Linked DNA regions of Mus musculus: all the other regions are linked to region 3. The links are chromatin loops, found by intact Hi-C in ENCODE. Cell type or tissue: heart. All regions are shown on one strand. Links, peaks and the distances in the headings refer to the core of each region. The heading gives the core; the rest is flanking DNA.

Evidence for each region. A loop is a pair of places that touch in the nucleus more often than their neighbours do. Peaks named below come from ENCODE experiments on the same cell type or tissue, not always from the same donor. Only the 100,000 strongest peaks of a DNase experiment are listed, where the experiment ranks them.
Region 1: it touches region 3 in a loop (2.6-fold over the local background); 2 of 42 quality-filtered maps call a loop at or near these places.
Region 2: a loop joins it to region 3, with 6 times the contacts of the local background. A loop is called at or near these places in 18 of 42 quality-filtered maps.

What each region holds. Positions count from the first base shown.
Region 1 is chr16:18,492,306-18,498,221 of GRCm38, reverse strand. It overlaps a transcript of Gnb1l not described here. Among named protein-coding and RNA genes, the nearest start is that of Gnb1l, 3.4 kb to the left of the region's middle. In heart, for the core only: a CTCF peak has its summit at 2,843 (motif pointing right); no DNase peak of the experiment used is centred there.
Region 2 is chr16:18,403,110-18,409,025 of GRCm38, reverse strand. Arvcf (armadillo repeat gene deleted in velocardiofacial syndrome) reads right to left here. Exons shown (of 18, transcript NM_001272029.1): 12 at 5,502-5,700; 13 at 5,287-5,398; 14 at 5,105-5,192; 15 at 4,838-4,891; 16 at 4,481-4,566; 17 at 3,805-3,924; 18 at 1,950-3,419. The coding sequence ends at 3,817. It overlaps Comt (catechol-O-methyltransferase), which reads left to right. Exons shown (of 6, transcript NM_001111062.1): 6 at 986-2,144. The coding sequence ends at 1,189. Among named protein-coding and RNA genes, the nearest start is that of Gm15764, 7.5 kb to the left of the region's middle. In heart, for the core only: a CTCF peak has its summit at 2,609; DNase peaks (open chromatin) are centred at 1,005, 2,405, 3,355 and 3,735; H3K27ac peaks cover 1,684 bases.
Region 3 is chr16:18,342,973-18,348,888 of GRCm38, reverse strand. It overlaps Tango2 (transport and golgi organization 2), which reads left to right and starts at 4,979. Exons shown (of 9, transcript NM_001359109.1): 1 at 4,979-5,091. It overlaps Arvcf (armadillo repeat gene deleted in velocardiofacial syndrome), which reads right to left and starts at 707. Exons shown (of 18, transcript NM_001272029.1): 1 at 433-707. In heart, for the core only: CTCF peaks have their summits at 897 (motif pointing left) and 3,477 (motif pointing left); DNase peaks (open chromatin) are centred at 748, 3,468 and 4,898; H3K4me3 peaks cover 2,067 bases; H3K27ac peaks cover 1,725 bases.

The sequences.
Region 1 (5,916 bases), core at 530-5,529, 150 kb before region 3:
CACATGACACACCACCTCCCTGTTTTCCCTGCTCTGATGACTCCTTTCATGAAAGATCTCTGAAATGTTATCTGCATTTACACCCAAACGCACTGGCTTTGATCCTTGAAAGGGGAATCAAAGATCACATTGTACCTTCCAAGGGTCTGTGGGCCTTTCAGTAGCTCGGGCCAAAAGCAATAAAAGTGGCACCCAGCCAGGAAACACCTCCTTGAAGTGTGAATGAAACTTAGCTTTTTTTTTTTTTTTTTCAGTTGTATCTTTTCTAATTGACCTGATAATTTAAACTTCCTCCCTTAAGGGAAGGGTTGTTTCTGTGAATTCCAATCACCCTCAGGCCCAAGCAGCTTTAGCCAGTTAATAGTGAACAGCAGGCTTGTGCAAAAGACTACCCAACTGTCGGCCTTTTTCCAAACTGCCTTTTGGGGGTTTTCTTGTTTTTTTTTTTTTTTTTTGGTTTTTCGAGACAGGGTTTCTCTGTGTAGCCTTGGTTGTCCTGGAACTCACTTTTTAGACCAGGCTGCCCTCGAACTCAGAAATCCACCTGCCTCTGCCTCCCAAATGCTGGGATTAAAGGTGTGCGCCACGCCCGGCCACCTTTTGGGTTTTATTTTAGGGCATCACCTCAAATGTCCACGACAAAAGTTAACATAGTAACCATTGTAAAGCATACAGTTCAGTAGTAATATTAATAAATGTATTCTCGAGGCTGTGCAACTATTGCCACCATATCCAAAACTATTTCATCACACTAGAAACTATCCATTAAGCACTGACTCCTCGTCTCCAAACCCTGAGCTCCCACCATTTGCAGTCTGAATTTGACTGTGTACCCCATGTAATTGGTGCTCATGAAATGTCCATTTGTGAATGTATTTAATTTCATATATTTTCAGGGTTCATCCATGCTGTAGTATGTACCTGAATTGCCTTCTTTTTAAGTGCTGACTGAGAGACTGGAGAGAAGGCACTGACGGCTCCTGCGTAGAACCTCAGTCTGTTTGCCAGCACCTACACTGTGGCTCACAAATATCCATAACTCCACTTCCAATGTATGATTTTTTTCTAGTTTCCGGTCACTAAGCACATACAGAGCTCACATATTACATGCATGCAGAAGCACTCATCCATATAAAAATAAACATTGGTTTTTTTTTTTGTTTTGTTTTGTTTTTCGAGACAGGGTTTCTCTGTATAGCCCTGGCTGTCCTGGACCTCACTTTGTAGACCAGGCTGGCCTCGAACTCAGAAATGAGCCTGCCTCTGCCTCCCGAGTGCTGGGATTAAAGGCGTGCGCCACCACGCCCGGCATAAACATTGTTTTAAGCCAGTCTTTAATCCAGAACTCAGGAGGCAGAAGCAAGTGGATTTCTATGAATTCCAGACCAGCTTGGTCTATATACTCAGGCATCTGTATCAAAACCACCTGTAGTGGCTATTCCTGGTTGTCAACTTGACTATATCTGGAATGAACTACAATTCAGAATTGGAAGGCTCACCAGTGACCCTAATCTGGAGGCTGGGAGATAGAAGTTTCTGATCTGGATCTTGATATGGAGATCTTGAGGCATAGTGGCTATGAATTCCAGAAGATTAAGACCCGGAGATCTCTGAGTTCAAGGTCATCTGGAATTAAAGGTGGCACACAACTTTAATCTGGGCTACACCTTCTGTTGGAGACCATATAAGGACAATGGAAGAAGGAACTCTCTCTTTCTCTCTCTCTCTCTCTCTCTCTCTCCCCCTCTCTCTCTCCCTCTCTCCCCCTCCCCCTCCCTCCCCCCCTTCCCCTCTNCCTCCCCCTCCTCTCCCTCTCCCTCTCCCTGTCCTTTGCCTGCTTGCCGTGCATGACTGAGCAACTGCTAGATCCTTGGACTTCCATTCACAGCTGCTACTGACCATTGTTGGGAATTGGACTGCAGACTGTAAGTCATCAATAAATTCCTTTACTATATAGAGACTATCCATAAGTTCTGTGACTCTAGAGAACCCCAATACACCACCCAAAAATAAACAAACAAAAGCTAATTGATCCCTCTCGTGAGTGTCTGCACTGCCCATCATCCCTTATGACACTGAACTGTTTGTGCTGGTGGCCACTGTGGGATAACAGTGCTGTAGGATCACTGATCACTGTACCTTAGGGTTTCTATTGCTTTGATGAAACACCATGACCAAAAGGTAAGTTGGGGTGGGGGGTTTATTTGTCCTACACTTTCAGATCTTAGTCTATCATTGGAGGAAGTCAGGACTAGAACTCAAACTGGGCAGGAACCTGGAGGGAGGAGTGCTGCTTACTGGCTGCTCCTTGCAGCTTGCTCAGCGTGCTTTCTTATAGAACCCAGAACTATCAGCCAAAGTATGGCACCATCTATAATGAGCTGGACCCTCCCTCATTGATCACTGAATAGAAAAATGCCCTACAGACCTGACTGCAGCCTGATCTTATGGAGGCATTTTTTAACTGAGGTTCCCTCCTCTCAGGTGAATTTAGTTTATGTCAAGTTGGCATAAAACTAGCCAGGACACACTGTAAAAGATGTTTGAGTCACTGGTTTTAATTTATTTAAAAAAAAAAAAAAGCGGGGGGTGGGGGTGGGAGAGGGCTGGAGAGATGGCTCAACGGTTAAGAGCACCGACTGCTCTTCCAGAGATCCTGAGTTCAATCACATCGTGGCTCACAACCATCTGTAATGGGATCTGATGCGCTCTTCTGGTGTGCCTGAAGGGAGCAATGGTGTACTCATATACATAAAATAAATAGATCTTTAAAAAAAAAGATTTATTTATTTACTGTATGTGAGCGTTCTATCTGCATATACATCTACATGCCAGAAGAGGGCATAAGACCCCATTATAGATGGTGTGAGCCACAATGCATTTGCTGGGAATTGAACTCAGGACTTCTAGAAGAAGATGGCCACATCATTATCTGTTGCCATCAGTGGTGCACAAGTCTTCCAATACCTCCACAACCTGCCAACAAGTAGCTATGCTCTGGGTTTGCCATGCAGATACTCAGTTTCCCAGAACTATTCATTAAAGATATTGTCCCTTCTCTGTCTTGTCACCTTTGTCAAAAGTCATTGGTGGGCTTAGAGAGGTGGCTCATTGGTTAAGAGCACTTGTTGCTTTCACACAGGACCCAGGTTCAGTTCTCAGCACCCACATGACAGCTCACAACTGTCTGCAACTCTAGTTCCAGGGTATTCAACACCTTCTGGCCTTTGAAGACACTGCATGCATGTATTGTACATATATGCAGGCAAAATAGTCATACTCATAAGATAAAAAACATTCTTAAAAAGTCATTTGATATTGTGTGCACAAGCTCACACACATTACACACATACTAGCAATCACAAACGTGTGTTTCTTTTTATACAGAGCTTTCTGTTGTTTTCCATTGGTCTATATATCTGATTTTTTTTTTCAAGATAGGGTTTCTCTGTGTAGCCCTGGCTGTCCTGGAACTCACTTTGTAGACCAGGCTGGCCTTGAACTCAGAAATCCACCTGCCTCTGCCTCCCAAGTGCTGGGATTAACGGTGTGTGCCACCACACCCAGCCTATATGTCTGATTTAATGCTAGTACCACACTGTTTTGAGTACTGTAGCTTTATAGTTAAGTTTGAAATCAAGAAGTATAAGACCTTCAAATTTGCTCTTTCTTTCTTCCTTCCTTCCTTCCTTTCTTTCTTTTTTTTAAAAGATTTATTTATTTATTATATGTAATAAGTACACTGTAGCTGTCTTCAGACACTCCAGAAGAGGGCGTCAGATCTTGTTACAGATAGTTGTGAACCACCATGTGGTTGCTGGGATTTGAACTCCGGACCTTCGGAAGAGCAGTTGGGTGCTCTTACCCACTGAGCCATCTCACCAGCCCCTCTTTCTTTCTTTCTTTCTTTCTTTCTTTCTTTCTTTCTTTCTTTCTTTCTTTCTTTCTTTCTTTCTTTCTTTCTTTCTCTCTCTCTCTCTCTCTCTCTCTCTCTCTCTCCCTCCCTCCCTCCCTCCCTCCCTCCCCCGATTCTTTCTTTCATAGCCCCCTTCTTTCTTACTGAGACAGACAGCCTCATTCTGTAGCCTACATTGGCAGCTGAGGTATGTTGCCCCTTGCCAAACAGTCTCTACCACAGCTGGTTGAACATGTTGATGCAGAATCCACAAGCACTGAAGACTATATGTGGGTTGTCTGTATATCAACCTATGTACATATCACACACACATTATTTATTTGAAATCCTGCTGTCTCAGATTCTTCCCTCTCAGTTGCCAGGGTTACAGACATATACCACCAAGGCCGGTTTAGAATAGGTTTTTCTATTTTTACCAAAACACCATTGAAGTGTTAATACAAATCGCTTAAGTCTTTAGATCACTTAGGGTGTATTGATATTTTAAAATATTGTGCTGGGATTCCAGGTGTGGTGGTACACACCTTTAGTCCCAGCACTCAGAAGTTAAAAGCAGGTGGATCTCTGAGTTCAATAACATCCTGGTCTACATTGCAAGTTACAGGACAGACCCTGTCTCACTACCCCCTCCCCCAATAAATAAAATATTGGGCTAGGATTATAGATCAGCAATGGACCACATGTCTAGTATGAATGAAACACAGCACAAAAATACTAAGTTTTCCAATCTATGAGCATAGAATATTTTTTTCTTTTGAAGTCATCTTTAGTGTTTTTTCAGCAGAATTAGACATGGTAGTGTTAGGATTAAAGGCACGTGCCACCACCGCCCAGCAACATTATTATTATTATTACTCTTGCTCATGGCAGTGTTTGAGAACTTCAGTAACACACGGGAAGTAGTAGCAGTGGGCACCTTTGACTCATCCCTTGCCTTAAAGGGAAATATTGGTTTTTTGTTGTTTTTTTTTTTTAACCACGTGTGACATTGGCTGCTGATGTTCATCCCACTGTTTTGCTAGTTTAAAGGGGTTTTACTTTTAAACATTTATTATTTAAATTGTATTTTACATGCACGTTGTTTTGCCTTGTATTTATGTCTTTTTTTTTTTTTCATCTCTCCAGCCTGTATTTATGTCTTTTACCACATGTATACCTGGTACTCTCAGAGGCCAGGAAAGCATCTAGGATCCTCTGGAACCAGAGTTTGTGAGTCACCATGTGAGCGTTAGAAACCAAGCCTGATCCTCAGGAAGAGCAGTAAGTGCTCTTAGCTGCTGAGCCAGCTCTGCAGTCCCAGAGTATTTTTCCTGAAGGTTTTCATAAAATGTGTGATAAACTTAGTTAAATATACTTCCTCTATTAATATGATTTTGATATTTTCTTTACCATCTAGTTAAGGTATTAAATTATATAAATAAAATGTTCAAAAGGAAACCATCTTGCATTCCTGGGATAAAGTCCTTGCATGTATTGCTAACTTCAATACATTCATATTCAAAAAGGAATTTAGCACGGTATTGGTATGTAACTTTCTCTGCCTATGATGTTATTGTCAATATCTTATGAATTTTAACTGCAGGAGCATACTTTAGAGCGTCTGATGATCTGCTCTGGTCTACAGGGACTCTTGCATTCACATGGTACATACAAATTCATACAGGTACATATGTACATAAAGAATAATATATTAATTTAAAATTTGTTTTAGATTTACTTATTTTGTGTGTTTTGCTTGCATGCATGTATGTGTACCCTGTGTGTGCCTAGTGCCCTCACAGGCTAGCAAGGGTATCAGATACCCTGTACGGGAGTTCAGATGTCTGTGAGCCACCTAATGAGTGATAGGAGTGAAATCCTGGTCCTCTGCAAGAGCAACAAGCGTTCTTAACCACTTGGATCACTCCAGCCTCCTTTAACTTTTTTTGAGACAGGGCCTCACTATGTACTCCTGGATGGCCTGAAATTCTGTAGACCAGACTCTATTTTTTTTTAAATAC
Region 2 (5,916 bases), core at 530-5,529, 60 kb before region 3:
ACTGGGCAGGGTCCTATTCATAGCGAGACACTTGGATGTTGTGGCGGGAGACTATCCCGAGCTTACTGACCAGCCTCAGGGTCCCTCAGCCCTCTCATAGTCCACACCCCACCCCCACCCACTAGGGCCAGCTGGAGCCCTGGTCAACTGTAAGAGCACAGCACTGGTGTGTGAGGACCCAGAGCCCTCTGCTTTCTCTCTGGGACAGCAGCATGATGGGATGTTTTTATTTGTGTGTGTGCCTGCTAGCAGTGCTCTTCCCACTGAGACACACTTCAGCCAAGGGCTACTTACTGGATTTTACTTTCCATTTTGGGTTGCTTCCAGTATGTTTGAAGACAAGTGCCTTACATGTCTTACATAGTCCGGGTAGCCTGGAACCAATGAATCTGCCTCAGCCTCCCGACCGCTGAGATTACAGACGTGACCCCATCAGACAGAACTGCTGTTATTATCTTTTGTTTCATGATTATGTTAAAAACAACCCCCTAAGCCTCCTGGGCAAACAGATATTCAAGTGTCCTGTTTCCTGGCTCTCCCTACCCCTGCCCCCTCCCACCCCTTTCTTGGCAGGTACTTCAGTTATTTGTATGCTATCAGCTGATATACTTCCCAGAGAGGATAGACAAGCATCCTACATGGGATTCTCACAATCACAAGTTCTAGACCCACTGCTCCAAGGGCCCAGGAACGACTCCCTCCTGCTCAGAGCCTAGCACCTAGTGTCTTCCCTGGCCCAAAAAAAGTCCAGAGCAGATCCTCAAGGGCAGGGTTGTTGGTGAGGATGCCATATTCTTGGCATAGAGTGTTGGAGGGAAACTGGCGAACCTCCAAACCTTCACTGTGTGGCCTACATGCTCCTCTAGGGCTGGGGATGGATTCGAGGAAGAATAGGAGTTGGAAGTGGTTCCATGGGAGAGCAGCTGCCCATGGATTGCACTGTGCTTGCCAAGCATTCCTGACCCTCCCTGTCTGTCCCCTGCAGGAATGTGGCCTGCTGCGCAAGGGGACGGTGCTCCTAGCTGACAATGTCATTGTCCCGGGAACCCCTGACTTCCTGGCGTATGTGAGGGGGAGCAGCAGCTTCGAGTGCACACACTACAGCTCATACCTGGAGTACATGAAAGTGGTGGACGGCTTGGAGAAGGCAGTCTACCAGGGTCCAGGCAGCAGCCCCGTGAAGTCCTGACCACTCAGCCTGATGAGCTTCCGTCCCAGCTCCCTTCTGCACGATGACACACACTCACTCTGACCCCCTCTATGCTTCTGGGGCCTTTCCTCAGGGCCTGTGGCTCCAGATTGTCATACACTGGCACATTAAAGGTAGTGAGCTCACCATGCAAACCACTACAATACCCCTGGAAAACACCTGTGCATCAAAGGCTGCATTGAGGCCAGAGATGCAGTAGATCACAGTGCGTGCCTGGCACGCAAAACCCCTCACGGTGAATCCTCTGCACCCAAGAACAAAAAGGGAGATTTAAAAAAAAAAAAAAAGGGGGACTGGTGAGATGGCTCAGTGGGTAAGAGCACCCGACTGCTCTTCTGAAGGTCCAGAGTTCAAATCCCAGCAACCACATGGTGGCTCACAACCATCCGTAACAAGATCTGATGCCCTCTTCTGGTGTGTCTGAAGACAGCTACAGTGTATTTACATATAATAAATAAATAAATCTTTTAAAAAAAAAAAAAAAAAAAAAAAAAAAAAAAAAAAAAAAAAAAAAAAAAAAATCAAAGCAGGTGTCATCCTGATGGCCTCACTAACTGGAAGAGGAGATTTTTTACAAAGTTTCAGTGTGGGATCCCTAGGCACTGCCATCACTCAGCAAGAAGTCAGGAAACTGAACATATCCAGATACCATTCGGCTGTCACCAATGGCAGCAACGACTCAGACGGTACTGTCACCAGCAACTCATACCACATTTCATCTTAAGAATGAGTCACAAACTTTTCAGGTATGATGGCGCATGCCTTTAATCCCAGAATCCAGGAGGCAGAGGCAGATGGATCTGAGTTCTGTGCCAGCCTGGTCTACACAGTGAGTTCCAGGACAGCCAGGGCTACATAGAAATACTTTGAAAAAAAAAGTCATAATCTCTTTTATATTATAAAAGAAATTAAAGATCTAAATATTTGGATATAAGAAATTCACTGAGTTATTCTTTTCAGCTACCACACTGCTCTTACTTGGCGCAGAACAGCCTTTGTACTCATCTCTGACTAAACAGGCATGGGGCCACGCTGTCCCCGATGTCTCTGGGATAAACAGTCTCTCCAGTTCACACCATTGAGGCATGTCTGCCAGGCACCCAGATTCTGAGGAAGTGCCAACCCAAGCTTAAGAGTCACCCTAGCCCCCATCTCTTTCAAGAGGCTCCTCAAGGCCTCAGTAGGGGCCCATTTCCTAGACTAGAAACAAAGGTCAGCTCCATCTTGTCTGCTCCCACATATGCCCATATTGGTCAGCCGGCACACAGGAGCCAGGAGTGACAGCAGTGGGACGTGCCTGAGGCCAGGGGCAGAGCACAACCCCCATACCCCTTCCACCCCCTCCCTGCAATGGGACTTGAGGGAACTGTATCTTCACCAGGGGGCAGTGGTGGCTCAGCTAGCACAGGACTGTGCCCTCTCCTGGTGAGCCAAGGCAGAAGACAGGCAGTTCTTTGCTGCTTTTTTAATCTTTAAATTTTCTTACAAAAATTTCAATTTTTGTTGATAGTCTTATTTTGGTTTCATTTTTAATGCATTTTGTCAGTTTTCTTCATTTTAAAGTCACAAACAGCAGGCACTGAACAGCAGTTCCCCCCACTGCTGCCGGCAGTCAGGCCCCGAGGTTACTTGAGGTTCTAGGCAGATGCAACAGCCAGGGTGGCCCCAGCCACAGGCAGCTTAGGAGGAGTATGCTGCAGAGGGAAGGTGTTCCAGGAATCCAAGGATGGGGGTGCTGGTGACAAGCACAGCTTGCCACTACCCCCAATCTGGCTGCCTCCTAAACTTCCCTGTCTGGACTCTTTTAGAGCAGCCCTCCCTGTGGTCAGCCTACATGCAGTGTAGTACTCCAGCCACCCTTGGGAGCCCAAGTTCTTTTCCAAGGCCCCCTACTTGTCCCATTGCCTGCTCCAGGACCTCCAATCCAGGCTTGTATTTGCTCCTCTGTGGCTGTGCATGGGGACCTCCCCCCAGCCTCCTCTCCTACCACACAGCACCATGTCAGTAAACAGCTAACTCAGACCTGGAGAGTTAGAGCAGAAGAGTAGAGAAGAGGGTAGGGTAAGGTAGGACAAGAGGCTTGGCCACCCTGCCACAGCAGGGTGGGGCTCCTGGCTCCAAGACTGGTTCTGCTCAAGATGGCGGGCCCTCTGGCCCTCTTCCAGCTACCTCGATGCGATCCCTAAGAACAAACAGCTGGGCCAGGGCCCTGCAAAGGAAGGCAAAGACAGATGTTTAGTCGGGAGCCCAGATAGATAAGAGGCAGCAAAGTGTAGCAAGGTGACTTGGGACCTCCATACAGGGAGCTGCCTTGATAGGCCATACAGAAGCAGTAGCTGTGGAGTGAGGGATGGGCCATACCAAGACCCTTGACACCAGAACCAGTCCTGTCTTGCGGGTCCTCACAGGGCCCTGTGCTGGGGGTATTTGAGGAAATAGGGGGCCTGTTTCCCCAGGACCCTGATCTCCAGAGACCGGAACAGGGCTGTTGTCAAGTCCTGCCAGAGATCACATAGGGAGCTCAGTCATGCAGCAAGCAGAGATGAACACGGAGCCCTAGTCCAAGGATGGGCAAACCAGAGGAAGGAACGTACCAGGCATGCAAGCTAGACCCAGGAGTCAACAGGCTGAGGCTTAGTGTCCCCCACGGCGTCCACCAGCCTGACCGAGGGCCTGCTGGGCCCAGGCGGAGGGGCCTTCCTGCCAGGATCGGGCTGCAGTGCATGGTGGGTGGGCAGACAGGAGTTAGAAGCAGAAAATAAAAGCAGGTTAACTGCAACTAAGGGTAGGCTAGACTGGTTCAGGCTGATTGATGTATATAAGGAAGGGGTGGCATGGAGGGCCTGCCAAGGCAGTACAAGGAAGCCAAGCTCTGGGGTTGGTTATGGCTCACACATGAATGTACCCAGAGGCTGGTACGTGAAGCCAGGATACTGGCACACAGGTGGTAGATGCTGCCTTTTCCAGGGGACCACAGTAGACACCTTGCCCATACACATGTAAGAGAAAGGTACAAATCCGTTTGCTCGGACTCTCTGGACCTACGCAGCCTGTGGCCAGGCAGAGCTGCCCCTGTCTGCTTCTTTGCGGCAGGTGCGTGCACCAGACCCCCTCAGTGCTGAAGTCTGATTGATGATGGATATATAGGCTACTTCCTGGGCCCTGCAAGTGAGTGCCACTCCAGCCGTGTCCTCCAATTCTGATCAGGCTCAACACTATCTGGCTGTTCTCTTGACAAGCCTCCCTGGACACTTGCTTGCTGTTACTCACTCTCAATAGTTCTTTCTCAGAGGTGTCCCCTGTGGAGTCACTGCCCAGTGTCCTCCTCTCCCTCCGGTCAACTGTGGCGTAACCATCTGTAGGGTGGAACAGAGCATGGAATAAATGGAGTTCTGGGGAAGTCACCATGGGGATAGGTGATCTTCCTTCAGTCCAAATACAGAAAGCCCTGGGATGGGGGACTTCTGGTCTAAGTGCCAGCTCCAACCAGTCCTGAGGCCTCTAAATCAACCACCTATCTTTTCTCCAATTGACATCTTATCATAGCAAGGCCTCGGCATCGCCCAGGGTTACACCATGAAACCGGGTGGTCCTCCCCAGTCCTCTTGCCTGCACACCTGCACTCACCTGGACCAAGGGTATCCATGGGGATCACATCCCGGGTGTTTGACTTCTCCCCATCTGCAAGGCATGAGCAGGTGTCCATGAGCAGTGTGCAGGCATGGGGAGGGCAGGACAGACATGCTGACATGCTCGCCACAGAACAGTGCTCAGTGTCTTCTGTCAGGAGTCTGTCCTATCTCCTTAACCCCACCTACCTTGTGCATTAGCAGGTGGGAGCTACCCTTAAGCCTCAGGGTAAGTCTCATGTCCCTCTCCCCTGCTTGTGCTCACCAAGGCTCTTGTCTACCAGTGGCAGTGTGCTGTCATCAAAGCCGCCAGAACTTGGTGTCCCTTTGGGTCCTTTGGCAGTGCTAGCAGACTGAGGAGTCACAAAACACAAGCAAGAGTTAAGGCCTAAGAAACTGCTTGGGATCAGACGTGACAAAGTAAGAGAGAAGGCGGGGCAGCTGTACCTGGAAGCGTGACTTCGTCCAGCCATCCCTCTGCAGGGCTCCACGCAGCTCCTTGTAGCTCCATACAGTCTGTAGCACGTGTGATGCTGCCTTGGCCTCCCGCACTGACTGGCTGCAGCAGCAGCAGCCAGGGCTGGGGTCAGTGGCCTACCGCATCCTAGTCTCCCTCCATCCCCAAACCCACCCGACCCTCAGCAGGCCCTGCCCTCACCCACCTGGAGGCCACAAGTGCTACCAGGGCAGGCACACCACGGGCCTGCAGGAGGGAGCGAGCATTGTCCAGGCTGTCGGACACGATCTCATGGATGGTGTTGAGCACGGCAACCACAGTATCCTCCTCCAGGTGGGCACTGGGGTGAGCGGGAGCCTGTGCATTGCGAACATTCCGAACCAGCTCTGTCATGGCATAGCTCCCTAAGAGGCAGGGTCAGACATTAGGACATATCTCTGCTCTACCCCTGTGAGAAGGACTGGCATTCAGACAATGGGTATCACCAGACACAACCTCTGCTAGCAGGTTGAGCCTCAGTGACTGGGGAAAGACCTAAGCCCCTATAGCTCAGGGTAGGACCAGCCCAACCAACCACCTGGGAGGAGGAATCTGGCCCCCTGAACTTAATCCTCCCACAG
Region 3 (5,916 bases), core at 584-5,583:
CGCCGCCCGAGTCCTGGTAAAGTTTCCATAGCCGTCGGGTCCCTGCTTGCAGGCTCTGCAGTGGCTCGCGGAGGGCAAAGCTGTGGGAGCTGGGTCCAGTTCATCCCGGAGGCTGAACAGCCCGGAGGCTGAAGCCGGCGCCGTAGCCAGGTTGGACAGAGCCCTGAGGTCATGCACAAAGGGACCCGCCCCCAACCACCCGGGTCTCTGGGGACCCGTCGTGTGCTAGAGCGCGGGTGAGCAGAAGAACCAGCTTCCGAGCCCCACCCAGACCTAAAGTCCGAGCCCAGGACCCTGTCCCTATCTTAGTCCGCATCTCAGTCTAGACACTATACCAGCTCGCTCCCCCAGGACCTACCCCTAATCCTGGCCGGGGCCCGAGTGTCCAGCCCCAGGCCCACAGCCGGACCCCGCCCACCCGGCCGAGCTCACCTGGCGCGCGGCGTGGGCGGCTCCGCAGCGCGGCCTCCGCCCCCAAGACAGGCGTCCCCAGGTCCCCCGGTGCGCGGGGAGCGGCCTCTCCAGCGCCCAGCACCGAAAGTGGCTCCCGGGGCCACAACTTGTGCTTGTGAGGAGGTGAGGGGGGGAACACTCCTCCTCCCCTACTGGAGCAGCCAGCAAGCAGGCTAGCCCTCCTACCCCTCCCGCTGCCCGTGCGCAAAGCGGACCTGGCCGGAGACGAGGCCTCCGCCCCGCCCCATCCAACTGCGAATTTTCCCATTGGTAGAGAGACGCGCCCCGCAACCCGCACCGATTGGATGGATGTGCAGAGATTGCGGCTTGCTGTTGGGTTCCTGGTATTGTCAGTCTTAGCCCAGGTCGGCCCCCTAGCAGAGCAGGCCCTGACACCTGCCCGGAATGCTGTGGCTGCAGCAGCTGCAGGAGGCTCGGAGTTGCCCCCTCCCGGCCATCTTCAGAGGAGTTCTGGGGATAGTAGGCCCTGAGCTGGAACTTGCAGGGCAGGCGGTCACTCCCGGATTCCAGCAGCGTTGTCTCCATCTCCACCCCAAGTTCCCAGGTATCCTGCTGTTAACCGGACATTGAGCGTCGATTCCTTTCTATTGGCATAGAATGGTATTTATCTTACACTCCGCAAGTGTAAAGATAAATCCCATTTTACAGATAGAAAATTGAGGCTTTAGGCAACCAGGGCGTGAACCCAGTCGTTGGACTTCCAGCCTTGGGGGCTCTCTCACTGTCCCCATAACCCCTGCAGCAAGGACGAACAAGGTCAGCTAGGCTGGTACAAAGTGGGGATGGTTGCAGTGATTTTGAGGGCAAAAGCAGACTCTAGAAAAACTAGAGCTTTTTTTCTTCTATGAAGCCTGTATTTACAGAGCCTTTGGGCACTCCCTACAGCTGCATGAGACTGCTCTTTCCCCGGGGCAATGAAAAGCGTCCTCTTCCCGGGAAAGGGGAATTATGTGTTTATCTCTTCCCCACTACACCCTGGTGTCCCGATTTCCTCTGCCCTGCTTTGAGTCTTGGAGAAATATCAAGGAGCTTTATCCACTGCCTGAAAAGATAAACACATATTTCCCTACTAGGTAAAGCACACCAAACACATCTCTGCAGTGACATAAGGCAGTGGAGGGGACCCACGGGGGATGCTGTAACATAAACAGGAGATGGAAGTGCAGACTGTGGAAATGAATCTGGCCTGTGCTTGCTCAGAAGCCTCTTATCCTGAGTGCACTGGAAATGAGCAACTCTTCTGGGCTGTCGGTGTTTCCCAAGGCCCCTTACAGATAGTGCTAATGGAGGCCAGGGTGTGTGTGTGTGTGTGCGTTTGTGTGTGTAGGGGGTCTACCCAGATGGTCATATTTCACCCACCTATGCTGAGTCCAGTGTGCTCACCCAATAAGGGTTGCTTGGTGAAGACAAAGAAAGTAAATGCCTGGAGCAGGAGCTCACTTCTGGGTCGCCTACAATACAAATTGATACCAGGAGCTTTTCAGAGTCAAGGCAGTTGCTACTAATCCGTTGGTATTGCTACTTGAAATGAACACCATTTGGCATCCTGGTATTGAGATATTGTTGCAGCTCTGGCAAGGCAGAGTGAGCAACTCTAAGAAAGCAGAGTCTTCCAAGAAGGTAGCTCTCTCTAGGTAAAGCTGTAACTACAGCTCTCTACTAACTACAGCTGTCTTTCTGGTTAAGTTGCTGTGTGGTGGGGACTCTCTTTCCTCAGTTAGAAGTGGATTTAGTCAATCCAGCTCTACCCTGGCCCGTACTCATCCTGGAGCACCTCTCTTGAAGACCCCATAGCTCTGGATCATACCACTTCCCCATACTTGCTGATGGGACAGAGGCTGAACAGGTTTTTCTCTGCTAGAAGAGGGCAAAAGGGAGACATAGCCTCCCAGTGTAGGAATGTCCCCTTTTAGAGACCTGGCTGCTTTAGAGCCTGATCATCAGCTGCATAGAGGAAATCAGGGTGGATAGAGACAGCTCAGATAGGTTTCAGGGCTGCTATCTTACAGTCTCCTTACCAGGGCCAATAATGAATATCTCCCCCCTTCTCTCTGCCTCTCTGTCTCTCTGTTTGTCTCTCTGTCTTTCTCTCTGTCTCTGTCTCTCTCTCTCTCACTGTGTGTGTGTTTCTTGCTCTGTCTGTCTCCCCCCCCCCCACTCCCCCCCCCACTCCCCCCCCCCCATCCTCCTTATCCATCCAGCTGCTGGCCATTTCTGTAGGGATAGTGCTGGGGAAAGCCACAGAGAGGAAGTGTTTGTCAGGAAGAACTTCCTAACTAGTTGGCACTTAAATCCTAAAAAGGTGTTTACAAAAAGTGGTGAGCTCCCATTCGAGGAATGAACAATGAGCCAGACTCAAATGGGAGAGAATGTCAGAGTGCATAACTATTAAAAAAAAAAAAATAGGGGCAGGAATTGGATCCCCTTCCCCTAATTTGGACTGCCTAGTTGGGCCTCAGAGGGAGAGGGTGTGCTGGGATTAGATGTCCCAGGGTGGGGTGGTACCCAAGGGGGGCTCCCCCTTCTATGAGGAGGAGGGGAGGGTGTAATAGGGGGTTGGATTTGGGACTGGGAGGAGAGGAAGGAGGGGAGCTGCTATCAGGATGTAAAGTTAATAAATAATTAAGGAAAAAATTGGGGCAGAGGTTCAAATCCCCCCCGCCCCCAAAGGGCCACCTGCTGCCTGTGATGGGATTCGAACCACTGTTCAACATGTTCTTACATCTCTCTTTATGGATAGGATTGATGAGAAAGCATATCCAGCCATTGTCCCACTCTGAATTCATGGCTTGGTGCTTTGGGGACAAGCTACTGTGTATCTGCTATATCCCAGACCATGCTCTTTTAGCCTCAAGCCCGTGTCCTGCTTGTCCATGACTACCTCTTAGTCCTGTAGACCAAGTGATCTGGCAGCTCAGATGGAGACAGCTGGCAGGAGCACAGGGTGACTGTGCTAAGCTGGAGGAAGAATGGAAGTGCCTAGCTAGGTCTGCCACCTGCTGGCCAGGAGTCATAGTCTCCGGAGTCTGGTCATGTTTGCAAATGATTTCCTTTAGTTCTCAGGAGGAATGCTGGTGAGGCTGTGTGAGAGAGGGCAGAGCTGTGACTGGGTCTGGCTACAGCCTTGCTTTCGCCTCTCTGAGTTCCAGTTTTCTGCAAAACATCAGCATTGAAGTTTGGGACCATGGCACCTAGATCGTCCAGGCAGCTAATGCCACTTGGCATTTTTTTTTTTTTTTTTTTTTAGATTTATTTATTTTTTTTTTATTATATGTAAGTACACTGTAGCTGCCTTCAAACACTCCAGAAGTCAGATCTCATTACGGATGGTTGTGAGCCACCATGTAGTTGCTGGGATTTGAACTTCGGACCTTTGGAAGAGCAGTCGGGTGCTCTTACCAACTGAGCCATCTCACCAGCCCGGCATTTTTTTTTTAAATCAATTACATTTTATTTTGTGAGTATATACCACAATGCACATGTGGTGATCAGAGAACAACATAAAGGACACAGATCTCTCCTTCCACCATGTGGATCCCAAGGATGGAACACAGGTGGCCAGGTTTGACAGCGAGCATCTATACCCAGGCAGCTATCTTGCTAGCCCTTTATTTTACTTCAAGTGAATAGCTTAACTGCTCTGAGCAATTATATTTACATCTCTCAAGTGGAGTGAATGAGAACTGGGTATCAAGTCAACTGGGTTGAGAGTCTGTAGTACAGTATCATTGTCTTTAATGTGGTTGTGATCCTTGTACTGAGTACTCACTTTGGGGAGGACCTCTGATGCTCCCTCCACCTTAGCGATGGATGCTCAAGCCCCTTACACAACCTGATATTAACAGGTACAGGAAGCCCCCAGTGATTGTCCTGGCCCTGTTCTAAATGTCCCAGTCATTGTCCAAACATAGCTCAAGCATGGTAAATTCCTCATCCTTGGGGGTCTGGACTCACAGAACAGCCTCTGTGACTTCTTAAGGACTATGGAAGGCACGGTGGAGCAGAAGTCCGTGTTCTGTGTTGTTTTTTAGTGCAGGGAATACAATAGATGAGAAGTCAGAGGCCAAGGATACAGGCAGTCTAGTAAGACTTGGAGGCGACAAAGGGAGGGGAGGGCTATCTGGGACAGATGATATGGTCTAGAGATAAAGACCAGGACTTTGTCTAAAGGGGGTGGAGGTGGGTCCAGCGCCTGAACCGGGCGGGGTGCAGGGTCTCACAGAGATAACCCACAGGCTGAGGAGCTGTGGCTGCATGAAAGGACCAGATGCCCACACAGCTCCAGCCTTGGTGCATCGCCAGCCTTGGTGCATCTCCAGTCTTGGTGCAGCTGCGGGGGCGGAGCGCTATATCTCTAAGCGACAGCACATACGGCCAACAAGGCCGCGGTTCTGGGTTCGATGCTCCGCCCTTCGCTGCTGCGCCCAATAGCGAGCGCTCTGGAGGCGGGCCGGGCGGGTTCTGGGCTGGAGGCTAAAGCCCGCGGGTGCGGCACCCGGAAGTCGGCGGCGGCGGAGGCGGTGAGTGTGCAGCGGGTGGCTGGGGCTAGCGGGCTGCGCTCCTGGCGGGGCTGACCCAAGGTCGGGCGCCGGGCTCCTGGAACGCGGTCTGGATCAGGTTGGTCGAGGACGAGGCGGTCCGCCCCTTCTCGTCATAATTCAGTTTTCCCTTTCCAAGGCATTAAATGGAAACTAAACGGCCTGCTGGTTCGGGACTCTAGTCTGACAGACCAGACCAGACTGTCTCTGATAATTGAAAGCAAAACCCTCACGGTACTGGAAGATGTTTCTATTTATCCCTGTCAGGATTGGGTGCGGGGAAGGGTCTCGGCAGCAGGGGCAGACTTGCTGTGTAAGAGGCTAGATTGGCGGGACAGAGAGCTGCATGGTTGTTGCAGGGTGAAGGGCTGCAGTCTCCAGTGTCAAGAATTACTCTGGAGCCTAGTCATGTCGCCCCTCTCACTCTGAAACCTCCGATGGGGCCTTGGGCTTCACAGAATGTCAGAGTAGACAGCAAGTGCTGGGTCATTCTTATGCCTGATATGGGCTTTACTGGGCTGGCGTAGTGAACCCTTGCTCAGAACGGGAGGACATTGCGTGTAGGCTGCATCCAGGCCAGGTCTGGCCCCACTCTAGGCTCATTGGCAGCTGAGGTTTTGCTTGTTTGCCTCTTGGACAGTGGACAAGGAGGCCCTGATGTTGAGATCCATCCATGTACCCTCAGCATCTTTCCTATGTTTCCTTCTGCCCGATAAGTCATGTCTTTAGAGTGCACCCTATGCCCTTGCAAATGCCTTGCTCAGCAGACCTGTCTGCTGTCTGGGCCTGCTGACTACCGTTTTGCCACTACTAAGCTCAGCCATCTTCTATGGGGTAGATGTGACAGCTATAAGGGACAGGTGAGAGACATGTCCTCTAGACAATTTTTTAAGGTAGTTTCATT